Linked DNA regions of Homo sapiens: region 1 is linked to region 2. Evidence: chromatin contacts called from ENCODE Hi-C or POLR2A ChIA-PET data. All regions are on one chromosome and are shown on one strand. Each heading gives the region's core, a stretch centred on a gene start or an enhancer-like site at or near the end of the contact. The rest is flanking DNA. Distances are from core to core; before and after follow the strand shown.

Evidence for each region. Hi-C counts contacts between places; a loop is a spot of excess contacts on that map. ChIA-PET counts read pairs that join two places held with the same protein, here RNA polymerase II (POLR2A).
Region 1: POLR2A ChIA-PET joins it to region 2 with 14 read pairs in H1. The contact joins two enhancer-like sites. A Hi-C loop is called at or near these places in 1 of 168 maps with a recorded cell type or tissue (Calu3). POLR2A ChIA-PET finds 5 or more read pairs at or near these places in 6 of 52 experiments (AG04450, BJ, H1 and 2 more).

Annotation. Positions count from the first base shown.
Region 1 is chr11:12,859,949-12,865,757 of GRCh38, reverse strand. TEAD1 (TEA domain transcription factor 1) reads right to left here. Exons shown (of 13, transcript NM_021961.6): 4 at 3,444-3,508; 5 at 858-920. Among named protein-coding and RNA genes, the nearest start is that of TEAD1-AS1, 60 kb to the left of the region's middle. RefSeq lists a silencer at 622-916. Within about 2 kb of position 2,462, at least 18 of the 41 ENCODE cell types and tissues checked have a DNase peak (open chromatin) inside an H3K27ac peak, as active enhancers do.
Region 2 is chr11:12,720,363-12,726,402 of GRCh38, reverse strand. The region is part of intron 2 of TEAD1 (TEA domain transcription factor 1); the gene reads right to left. Among named protein-coding and RNA genes, the nearest start is that of TEAD1, 49 kb to the right of the region's middle. RefSeq lists a silencer at 447-741. Within about 2 kb of position 1,887, at least 22 of the 41 ENCODE cell types and tissues checked have a DNase peak (open chromatin) inside an H3K27ac peak, as active enhancers do.

The sequences.
Region 1 (5,809 bases), core at 1,213-3,712, 140 kb before region 2:
GAAAAATAAAAGTCAGGTATGTTTTATTATAAATTTTATAAAGGGAAAAAGCAGAAAGAAGTTGTATATGAAAAATTATCAATGCCCCCATTTTTCCTATAAAATATATTTTGAGACTGAAAAATGAGGTACAAGTAAAAAAAAATTTAAGCAAACTCAAGTACAAATGAAACTGCAAATGGGTTTGATCAAGAGTTTTCCCATCTCTAAGATCTATCTTTTTTTTTTAAAGGCCACTGCTCAGATTTCTCTTTTAATAAGAGCGCCATTCACTTAAAAAACAGTAGTAAGCAATGTGGAAGAAATCTGGCTGAAAATACTCTGAGGGAAGAGACATGCATGAAAAAGACGTATTTTTTATAAGTCTTCTTAAAAATACATCAAAAGCATGAGTTAAAATAATTTCTAAATTTTTTAAAAAGGTAATTTCATGACCACTTTGGAAATGATTCTTTCTAAATAATTTCTACTCAATTTTGCATCTCTGGACTTTTCTTTTTTTAAGCTTTCCTAGCCCATGGCTGCTTGGTGGACATCTGAAGGTTAAAAAAAAAAAATCATGTTTCTGTGCTGAAAAGTTATCAAGACCAGCTCTCTGCTGCATTTGCATTGTTATTAGGAACACACACATACACACGCACACACACACGCAAACACACACACGCGCTCACACACATTGAGTTTAATGTGAGGCTAGTACAGAAACAGAGAGATTAAACACAAAGAAATGTAAACAGCTCTCACATGCAAGGAAACTAGGTTACGAGAATCCCAGCACCAGGCATTCACCAGTCACCATGGAAAACAGGAAGTGAGATGCATAGCAACCACAAGCCAAAAAGCAGAAAAGCGCATACCTTTAGCTTGGAATGAAAATCACGAGATTTCCTTCTGGCAAGAACCTGAATGTGACTAGACACCTGCAGGGTAGGGGAAGGGAGGAAAACAAAGGAAAAGCCTGTAACCATGGAGATGAAAAGCCCCCTACAAGTGGGCAAGCCAGACGTACCTTAATGGCGGCTTGAATTTCTCGAACTTTCTTTCTTGCTAAGACCTGTATATGACTAGACACCTACATTGTTCGGGTTTATGAGGGGAAACAAAACAAAACAAAACAAAACAAAACAAAACAAAACAAAAAAGGAAATCAAATATAAAATCGCTACTCTTTGGGAGGGTTTTGGGGTGGGGTTGGGGGGTGGTTATTTGCATCTCAACAAAGCTCTGCAGTTAGGAATACACAGTCCCAGCCAGACACAAGCCCCCAGCGCTGCTCTAAGCTTTTCATACTGGGTCATCACTGCAGTGACTTGATTCAGGATGAAAGTTAAGACTCATCTTAGTCTTCCCACCCAAGAGAAATCATGGGCACTGGGAAAAACTAATTTTGGGAGGGATGAGAGGGGCTGTTTTCATTCTAAAATTAAAAAGGTGGGAGTAAAGGTAAATGAAAATATTTATAGCTTCTCAGTATCAGGAGGGAAAATCCCTTTTTCTCAATTTAGAAGAGACTATCCATAAATTAGCACATTCTGCAGAATCAAAAAGCTGAAGCTGTTGGTTGTATTCTGATCTCATTAAGAGCTCTGGATTCTGTAGCAAACGTTAAAATAATACTGACATGTAAATTAGATCTCAAAGAGAAATGGAAAGACCCAGTTAGCAGAGCTATTTTTTTTTTTTTTTGCCCTTATAAAAATCTTTAATCCTTCCACTCTTTTGGGTATTGACTGGGCGCCAAGTGGATTTGCATATTATTACAAAGCGAAATGTGTGAATACAGCCAGCCAGCCATCCTGTTAAAAATCTGGGTTGAAAACCACATGGATTTGCTGAACAACAAATTCACATTGGAGAGGTATCACCAACTGCTGCCTAAAAACATCCCCAGGATGCCGGGGCGTGGAAATGTAGCCGAGCCCAGCTTCTGAAACACAATGATTCCACTGAAATCTGCATCTCTTTCAGTGGGACTTGGTTAAATTTAGAAGAGTCCCTCAGTGAAGGGGTCACCGGGCAAATGACCAGAGCTCACAGACCAGCAGACAGCCCAGGTCCCGCACTGTCAGAATGTAGATGATTAGATCCACTGGTTTCCGAAATGTAGAACTTTCCATTTAAAAGTTCAGCGACTCAGACTGTGTGGTGATTACCCCATTTCCAACTCTCCAGCGGCTCTAAAACAGGATTTATAATAAACGGTCCTTTTATCTTTAACTTTGTCTTTGAGCTTCAATTATTCAATTATTTTTTTTTCCAATTTGCTTTGGTACTTTTCTTAAGTACAGAGAAGCAGAAACTCCCCCATCCTCTTCAGCCCTCCATCTGGCTCCTGCTGTTACTTGTTTTCACCCGAATTTTGTTCTTCTGTGATTCTCTGACTTGACGAGGGCCACTAGCATCCCCCAAACAGACAATGCGCTGCCTCTGCGTGCTGGCAGGAGGCCACCTCTCTTTGTGCTGACTCAGCAGCCAGGCTCCCAGGCTGTGGCACAAGTAGCATTCCTGGGAAAAGCCTCTCCCCGTTATAAACACTCATGAAAACAATTCCTCACTGGGAAGAGAACTGAAATCTGCTGCTCAATCTTAATGAGACCACGGTTTAGTTAGCCTTTTGGTCTGATTACAGTTTTTAAGGTTCATGCTGTATCATTCAGCATAAATCGACATTAAAAAATAATTCTTTTCTGTGAACAACTCACCCATGAGGTTTTTAGGGTTTTTTTTTTCCTCCTTTCTTTTTTTTGTTTTTAGTTAAACACTAATTTCTCATTCGTTCCAGTTCTAAACTGGCTCATGTCAGAGATTTGGGCTGTTTTACATCTGAAAGAACGAGGAAAGGCAGAGCTCTGCCAAAGGGCAGAGAATTCCTGATACTGCTCTGCACAGAGGTATTGAAGTTGTAACTTCATTTCAGTCACAGCAGCTACTGACAAAAAGCCATCGCTTAAAAAGCAACAGTTCCCTGGACGCACATCATTTAGCATTACATTCAGGCCAATACTCAAGGCTGCTGGCGTTACTTTTTCATTGAAATTATGACTAATATATAATCGCTCCAGGATTTTACAATGCACAAAACCTCAAAATTTCATGACCTGCAAGTGCATTTGCACTTGCAGTTTTTGCAGTGTTCACAGGTGCACATTTTGGGAAAGAAATGTCAGCTTTGAAATACAGTACAGGAGCGGTTCATACACCGTCCTTAGCAGTGACATTTTCCCATGTGAGTATAAAAGGAACTTGTAAGACCACATAATAAAGGGTCACTGAAATGATGAACAGTGAAAACTGAGCCAATTTAAAATACCTCCAACACTGACGTCCTTACAGGGAACTCAAATTGGGGGCTCCTAGGAGCCAAAGCATAGCCAGCCACTGCAGCCAAAATGCCTTTTTGGGCCATTCGCTGACATGCACAATTTCCAGGTGGGTTATTTTACCTGTTTTCTGGTCCTCGTCTTGCCTGTCCTGAGTTTGATGTATCTGGCTATCAATTCATTCCTACCTGAAAGAAAGAAGAATTTACCATGAGGTGGGTTACCAAAACACCAAACCAACAAAGCCCTTGAAAGCAAAAAACAAAATTCAGAATCAAGAATTTTAAAATTACAACTATGTGTTTACTAATACTAGAAAAATAAAACAGCACAATTGTCTGCAAAAATGTTTACTAGGAAAAATTAAGATGAAAGGCATTTAAATTTGAACTTAGACCAGCATCTAAGAATAGAAATTTATCCTTTTTTTTAAAAAAAAAAAAAAAAAAAAAAGACAGAGTTTCACTCTTGTTGCCCAGGCTGGAGTGCAATGGCACGATCTTGGCTCATGGCAACCTCTGCCTCCCAGGTTCAAGTGATTCTCCTGCCTCAGCATCCCAAGTAGCTGGGATTACAGGCGTGCGCCATCACGCCCAGCTAATTTTGTATTTTTAGTAGAGACAGGGTTTCTCCATGTTGGTCAGGCTGGTCTCGAACCCCCGACCTCAGGTGATCCACCCGCCTTGGCCTCCTTAAGTGCTGGGATTACAGGCATGAGCCACCGCACCCAGCTGAAATTTATCTTTTTAAGATGTGCCTTTTTGTCTGTTTGTATGCTGTGGGTGGTGGGTCACTCATATAAGCAACAAATACAGACAAGGATTAGTCTGGGACTAAACAAACCCAGTTCTCTTCTAGTCTTTGGTTTTTCATATTCACATTCATATTCACTTTCCTTCTTATTCAAGTTTCTACTCATAGTTTACTCCAGCTAAAATCACAGCCACAAGAGAACGAACGAGCTGCTGTGGCCACGGAAGCCGGACAATGACAAGAAGCTAACAGTACGAAGGCAGACACCCCCTAAAGGTAGTCAGTGAAAAAAATGACTCAATCTCCTCCAAGTTATATAACCTTCTGGGGAAAGAACAATGCCCAAAAGTATAAACAAAAACCTTCTAGCCCTATCCCACCAGGAAACTGAGAAGTCTCAGACAACCTGACTTCAGAAAACCATGATAGGAAAAAATATCCCCAGAAGCTAAGCAGAGAATGTATTACCAAAATACCACGTGAAATAAAAACCACTCATACAAGACATGGGTTCTTCTAAGCAGGTCCTATTTACGACTTCAACTTGCTCTAATACCAGGAACTGAAATTATTTCTACATACTTTCTACAGTAAATGGAAAACCACCATTTCATAGCACTACTGTTGGCTGGCTTTGTATCAGCTCAGCTCTATCCTTGTGAAAAATTCCTTTGGTCAAGAACAAGTCTGAAGCTTGCTGCTGTGGCATTCACTCATGTGCTTCACCAGCCTGAGACCATTGTGCTAGATTCTATTTCTCCTTCAAGGCCTCACTTGGATGTCACTCCCTTGGGGAAGTCTTCTCTAATTGCCCAACTAGGTTTGGTTGCCTTGTTCTACACCCCCATGGTGGCAAAAACTGTACTTCTTCCTAGGATGTACCCAAACTGTAACTGTATTTATAACTTTATAGTTAGTTGTAAAATTTGTGTTTGTTGTCTTACTTCCTCCCAGATATACTGCATACTTGAAGAGGGGAAGAACTCTGTCTTCTTCCTCAATGTCCCCCTAGCACCTAGCACACTGCTGGGCACAGAGAAAAGAATGAATGAGGAAATAACACAGCCTCTGCTGAAAGGAAGTGACCATATCCCCCAGATCTTCCCTAGCAGAGTAAAGAACTGGAAACACTGATGAAGACGAACATCAAAATGTCCTTAGGGAAATCTTGTCTGAGAATTGCGAAGACTCTCTCATCACTGCCTAGAATGTCCTAGAGTCATGGCTCTGTCCACCACCTGCCAGTGCTGGGACTGTGCAGGACATGGTCATCACTGGAAGGCAAAGGAATCATGAAATCTGGGGGCTAGAAAGTACCCCTAGGTCATCCATTCGCATTCCTGAAAGTCCTCATAAGCCTTAGTCAGCACTTCTAAAATTGAGGAAGTAGCCCATTCTATCTTAGAACATATTTAAGAATAAGAAGACCCTCCTTTTGGGGGTCTGCTTTAACTTTCATCCCCAGATCCTTCCTGTTCCTCTTAACAAGAAGTCCAGTCCCTTATTTATTTAACTGCCTTTCAGATATTAACAGCAGCTCTGGGGTCCTCTTGGAGTTGTACACAAGCTAAACCTCCTGTGTTACTTTGTTATCTGACAAGCTTTGGAACACTCCCACACACCATCCTGTGACCATCCTTTGTCTGTCTTCCTTTCAAAGCTTGGAGTCCAGAACTGTGGCAGTGCTCCTGCTATAGCATCAGAGTCAGTTTATTACCTCTCTCATCCTAAATACT
Region 2 (6,040 bases), core at 638-3,137:
CATTTAAGTCTCAGAGCCTAGTATCTGCGGTCTCCAAGCACATACAACCTTTTACCAACTTCAGTTGGATTTGAGAATTATGACGTCCCAATTCTCAGCCAACACAGCCTCTCCATTTTTAGAATGACATTCAGCAACATCCTTCAAGTCTCACCAGAGGTACCACTCTTTCAAGGAAACCTTCCCTAACTACCTTCTCCCACTCCAATAGTTATGTGCCCCACCTATGTGCCTCAAGCTACCCTGACTTCACTCATCACTGCCCTTACCATGCCATGCTCATTCCTGCTCAGCCGTGTCATCTGCTATTTTATGTTCCTTGAAGACAGGACTGTGCCTGTTTCATTCACAGCCTAAGCCTTATCTCCCAGCCCAAAACTGGCTCAATAAATATTTGTTGGACGCGTGGAAGGATGGTTGGGTAAATGAATGGAATTCTTCCCAACACAAAATCTCTCACTCTAGGCCATAGTTTCCTCATTTGTAAAATCTCCATGGTTCCTTCTGGCTCTGAAATTCAATAAAACCATGCACAGTGATTTGTGTTGCTTACACCCGGGTGACAGGACTGACTGGGACATATGCACTTAGCCTTCCTGTACAACCAGCTCGACCAGGCATCTGACACAGGAAGGAAAACTTCTTAGACCACAATCTTCAGGGTTTCTTTCTCAGACCACTGCAAACATTTTGCTTTTAAGTCTCCAGAAAGCATCCTGTGAATTTCCTGTTATTCTACTGAACTACAGAAATCTGTATATTCACTCACATATTTTTTAATTTTTTTTTTAACTGATACGTAATACTTTACGTATTTATGAGGTGCATGTGATATTTTGTTACATGCATGGAATATGTAATGATCAAGTCAGGGAATTTAAGGTATCCATCACACTGAGCATTTATCATTATTATGTGTTGGGAACAATTCAAGTCCTTTCTTTTAGTTACTTTGAAATACACAATACGTTGTTGTTAACCATAGTCACTCTAGTCCGCTGTCAAACTCTCACATGACTCTTGAAGAGAATTTATATATTTCTTATGCAGAAAAAGTTTCATTTTGTCCTTAATGAATGAATGTTATAAAGAAATTGTAAGGTCAGGTTTTAGACTCTAAAGTCCAAGGTTTTGTCCCCACTACCTTTCCACCGGCTAGCTGCTTGATCATGGACATTCCATTTAACCTCTGTGCACCTCGATTTCCTCATCCATAAAGTGGGGTAACAATATATCCAATTCAGAGTTGTTTTAATGCCAGAAAGCCTTACACACTGTAAAGGGCCAAACCAACTTTAGTTACTGTGTAAACTATTTCTTCTGAGGCATATCAACAGAGTGACAACACAGCCACCACCAAGCCCAGGCCTGGGGAACTCAAGCAAAGGCCAGAGGAATCCCATGTGTACTCCCAGGCTAAAATCAACCAGGCCCCAGAATCCACAGCCTCATAAAGCAAAGCCCCAGGGCACTGCCCAGGATCAAGGTTAGGGAGCAGCCCCGGAAGCACAGGCCTCGCCAGGTGAACCAGGCACCTGGCCTGGCAGGTGGGGAAGGCTGCCTACTGGAGCACAAAAGACCAGTACAAAGGAGCCAGCCTTCCAAGGAAAGGAGGGGCGAGGAGGAGAGGGCAGGGAGAGGATGGGAATTCCCATCCCAGAGTAGGGCCCCCACTGAGCAGGAGGTTCTGCCCTCAAGACAGGCCAGGGAGCCGGAGAAACAGCCTCACTGGCCTGTTCTTTCCCCTGCAGTGTTTCAAAGGCACCTGAACTTTCCCAAAGGGGTTCTGTCCATTTCAAACAGGAACTAGGCTTGCGTGTGCACGCGCATTTTATGATTTCAGAAGAAAGCACTCGCATTCAGAGGATGAGTCATCAGCACTCCTTGTCAATTTGCCAGCGGCCTGCCCCTCTTCATTACAAACATAAAGATAAAAGCTCTTGCACTACATTAGCTGGCATACGCCTCCACAGACAGTACAAATAAATTAATTGTGCCTCATCTCAAACAGCCCGAGAGGTGTGCGGGAAGGGAAAATGTGATCCATCTTGTTTCATTAACAAATTAAATTGAAATCGAGCCTCGATCATTCTACTTTATGTACATAGACCCAGTTATTCTGCCAATATCGGATTCTCCTACTATGCGCATAGTGGGGCAGCATTACGGAGAGCCCACGAGCTCAATAAACTACGTGCACACCCAAGAGAGTGTGTGTCTTTCTCAGTGTTTGTTGCGGAGGGGACAGTGTGGCCTCAGGGGCCACTGGAAGGCTAGACTTGGGCTTGGCATCACCATGAAGGAGCCTGGGGAATAAGAATCATCTATCAAATGCTGAGCACCACTGCAAAGGGGAATGTGTTTCAATCATTTACCCCAGGCAAATAAACAAACCAGTTCAGTGGCCATGGTATGTATAGGAGAGTAAAAGAGTTTGTCATCAAGCGAACTCTGTCATACTGAGGATGGCGAGCATTCCAGAAAGAACAAACTTATTCAAGACCAACTTGAAAAACAAGTTGGGCTCCCTTGCACCACAAGCCAAGATTACACCCTCAAACACACCTTTCTAAGATTTCGTGGGAGACGTTTGCTTTTGCAAAGCAGTTACAGGCAATGTGTTACAATACTGTGATTTTCTTTATCCTCACTCTGTACTACATAATTTAGGCAACCTACATTTTATAAGTTGAAGGAGCATGACTAAAAGCTGATCCTTTTATGTTTTATCTCCAAAAAGACAACAACAGGGCTTACAGGGGAGGAGGGAAACAGGAAATGGGGGGATGGTAGAGGGAAAGAACAAAGGAGAATCTAAGGAGAAGAGGAAAAGCCCCGCTACTCTCCAAATACCGCCCTATTAACTTATGACCTATAAGGAAGTTAAAATCACGAACAGTTAATCCAACCACAAAATATGTCCAAAGTATTTATTTTACAGATGAATTCTGGGTTTGGTTTTTGTTAGTTTGGTTTGTTTTTTCGCTGTAAAATTCAAGAGTCTGAAAAGCTCTACACAGAAAATCTGACCTCAACCACAGCTAGGTCCTGACTGTAAGAAAACAAAAATACTAAGTAAAATCTCAAAACATAGTAAGTAAAGCCATACTCAACCTTGTCATAATCCAAGAAATATCAATTAAACGATGTGCACCATTGAGCCAAACTTTTGTAAAAATTATACTATCTAGTGCAAGCCAAGATGCTGAAATTGGTACCTTCACGCACTGCTGGTGGCATCATAAACTGGTACAACCCTTTTGGAAAGCAATTTAGCAATATCCATTGAGAGCCAAAAAAATAATTGTGCCCTTTAACCCAGAAATCCTGCTCCTGGGAATTCACCCTAAGGAAAAAATCCACAATAAGCACAAGGCCATATCCCAAAGTATTACTTATAATAGCACAGAACTACAGAAAAAAAAAAATCTAGATGTCCAACAGTAGATGAATGGTTAAGTAAATTCAGCCTGTGGGATGATAGATTGTAAGATCATTAAAAATCATCTTGAAGACTACATAACCATTTGGAAAGCATTTACTTAAGGTTTACTGAAAAGAGCAGAATACAAAATTGAGCCTACATATGATTACAGATACAGAGAAACATGCCTGCATACAGACAAGGGCTAAAAGTTAAAATGAAAACAGTTGTGTTAGGGTACTGAGCTAGTTCTGGATGAATTTTTTCCCTCTTTTGTTTGACTGTCTTTTTTGCGGTTATAGTGTATTTTTGTGAAAAAAAAAAAAAAAGAAAGAGAGAGAAATCACAGGGTATATATGCAGCGACTCAACTCACATTCAAATAATCCATCAGGAATTTGGGAAACCAATTTGTATGTTATTTTTTAGCATGGACCAAAACCTAGCCCTAGAGTCTCTATCCTATACTCTGCCTGGGTCTTTCCAACCATATCTCTCAGCATTACCCACCTAGCAAGGCAGGCTGATGAGGAAAGGGATGTTACCGGATGACCTATTCAAGGCTGCCTGCATGAGGTTTCTTGAGGAACAGCGAGTGTAGAAGCACCTGGCTCAGTGCATGGTGTGCACTCAGGAAGGAGTCTTCCCCTCTTGCGTTCTTCTTCCCTCCCCTGTAGGAACAGCATCCATTTACTGAGGAGATGACCAGGTTTAGGAGATGTGGAGACAGGATGAGATCCCAGATCTGTTCTGTTCAAAAGTCCTGGCCCATCTTGTCACTGTAGCTTCGAATTTCAGAGCCCCTCCACTCCCTGGGAAATAGTTTCCTCCTTAAACTGAAGAGGTTAAACATTCTTCCAGCCTGGTGTGAATATGACACTGTTTCATCCATGTGTGGTTCACAGACCACCTGCAACCAATTCACCTGCACTGCAGGCTAAAAGCTCAGACAACTGGCACCAACCCAGACCCAGTGAATCAGAATATTTAGGAGTGAGGCACCTGAATCTGAATTTAACCAGCCTCCCAGGCAACTCTTACGCACAGGGATGTTTGAGAAGCACTGATCTAAGAATCATGCAAACATCTGCCAAACACTCAAACTCATACGTCCACTGTCCTATCAACAGGAAAACCTGCTGGACAGTGGGGCGGGGGGCTTGAGGAGTGGGTATATTTAGAAGCTTGTACTTGCTCAAATGAGTATTTAACCCTAAAGAGTTAGGATGTTCAAAAGGGAAGAACACAAGAGAGTGATCTATATTTTCCAGACTTTTTTTTTCTGTTGAAATAATTCCTGGGCTAACAGACGTTATCCAATTTCACATGTCCATGCTTAGCATAATGCTGGGAACATAATGTGTATTTAGAACTGTTCGTTGAAATAATGGGTGAATGAATGAATGAGTGAGCTGACAGAGAGTATCTACATCCAACTATATACAGCATTTATTTTCTTTGTTTGCTTATTAACCTGCCCCTTCTCTCCTCCCCACTATAGTGTCAGCTCCAGGATGCTGGGGATAGGGGTGTGTGCAGATCATCCTTCTTACTCCACAAAGTAACCCCAGCTGCTAGAACAGGGACTGGAGATACTGTGCCCTCATACACAGTGGTTGCATAAATGAACAGTAGGCACTCGCAAGAGCCAGAAAAAATGTGGTGCTCCTGAACCTGGTCATCTCATTAGTAAATGGATGCTGTTCCTACAGGGGAGGGAACAAGAACGCAAGAAGGGAAGCTTTCTTCCTGCACCTGCACTGAGCCAGGTGCTTCTACACTCACTCGTCCTCAAGGAAACCTCACAACTACACTGCATGGGAGACTAGTAACTAGCAACGATTAAATGGTTTGTCCAATACACCAGGCAGTAAGTGAGAGTCTGGACTCAGAACCACATTCTTCTGTCTAACTAAACACAGGGTAGTCAAACATGAAAAATAAAAGAATACAAGAAAGTATAACCCATAAAGAATACAAGGTCCAAAGGAAATCCAAGGTACACACAAGACTGAAGGTGCTGGATGAGTTAACTTCTGAGAAGTTGCCCAGAGGAAGTGTCGGGGCTGACCTCAGACAAGTCATGGTCAGAGAGTCACATTTTCTGAGGACTGTCCCTTTAGCCTGGGAATGCTGGGAGAGGGTCTTGGCTTGGCACCTTGGGGCCCATATCTGTTCCTTAAAGCAATAATGGCAGTGCTGATGCCATTCTTCAAATTATCAGCAGCAACAAACACTTCAGAAGCAAATGGGCTTTAAACTCAGACCACTTACAGAGCTCTGCTGGTTACAATTATTGGGCACCTTCCATAGCACCTCAATCTAGTCAAGAGTTGATTTTGAAATGAAATTGGCTTGGATTCAAATCCTGCCTTCACCATTTTCTGACAATGAGACCTTCACCTTCCAAGCCTCAGTTTCCTTATTTATACAGGGGAGTAATAATGCTCACCTCATAGAGTTGTTCTGATAATTAAATAATACATTTAAAGTACTCACCAGGGGCCTGGCATACAGTAAAGTTGCAGTAAATGATATCTGTTGCAGCAGTTACTATAAGCATTGTAGAATTTGATCTGAACACCAGAATTTTCCCCAAATCACAAGCATGCAGACT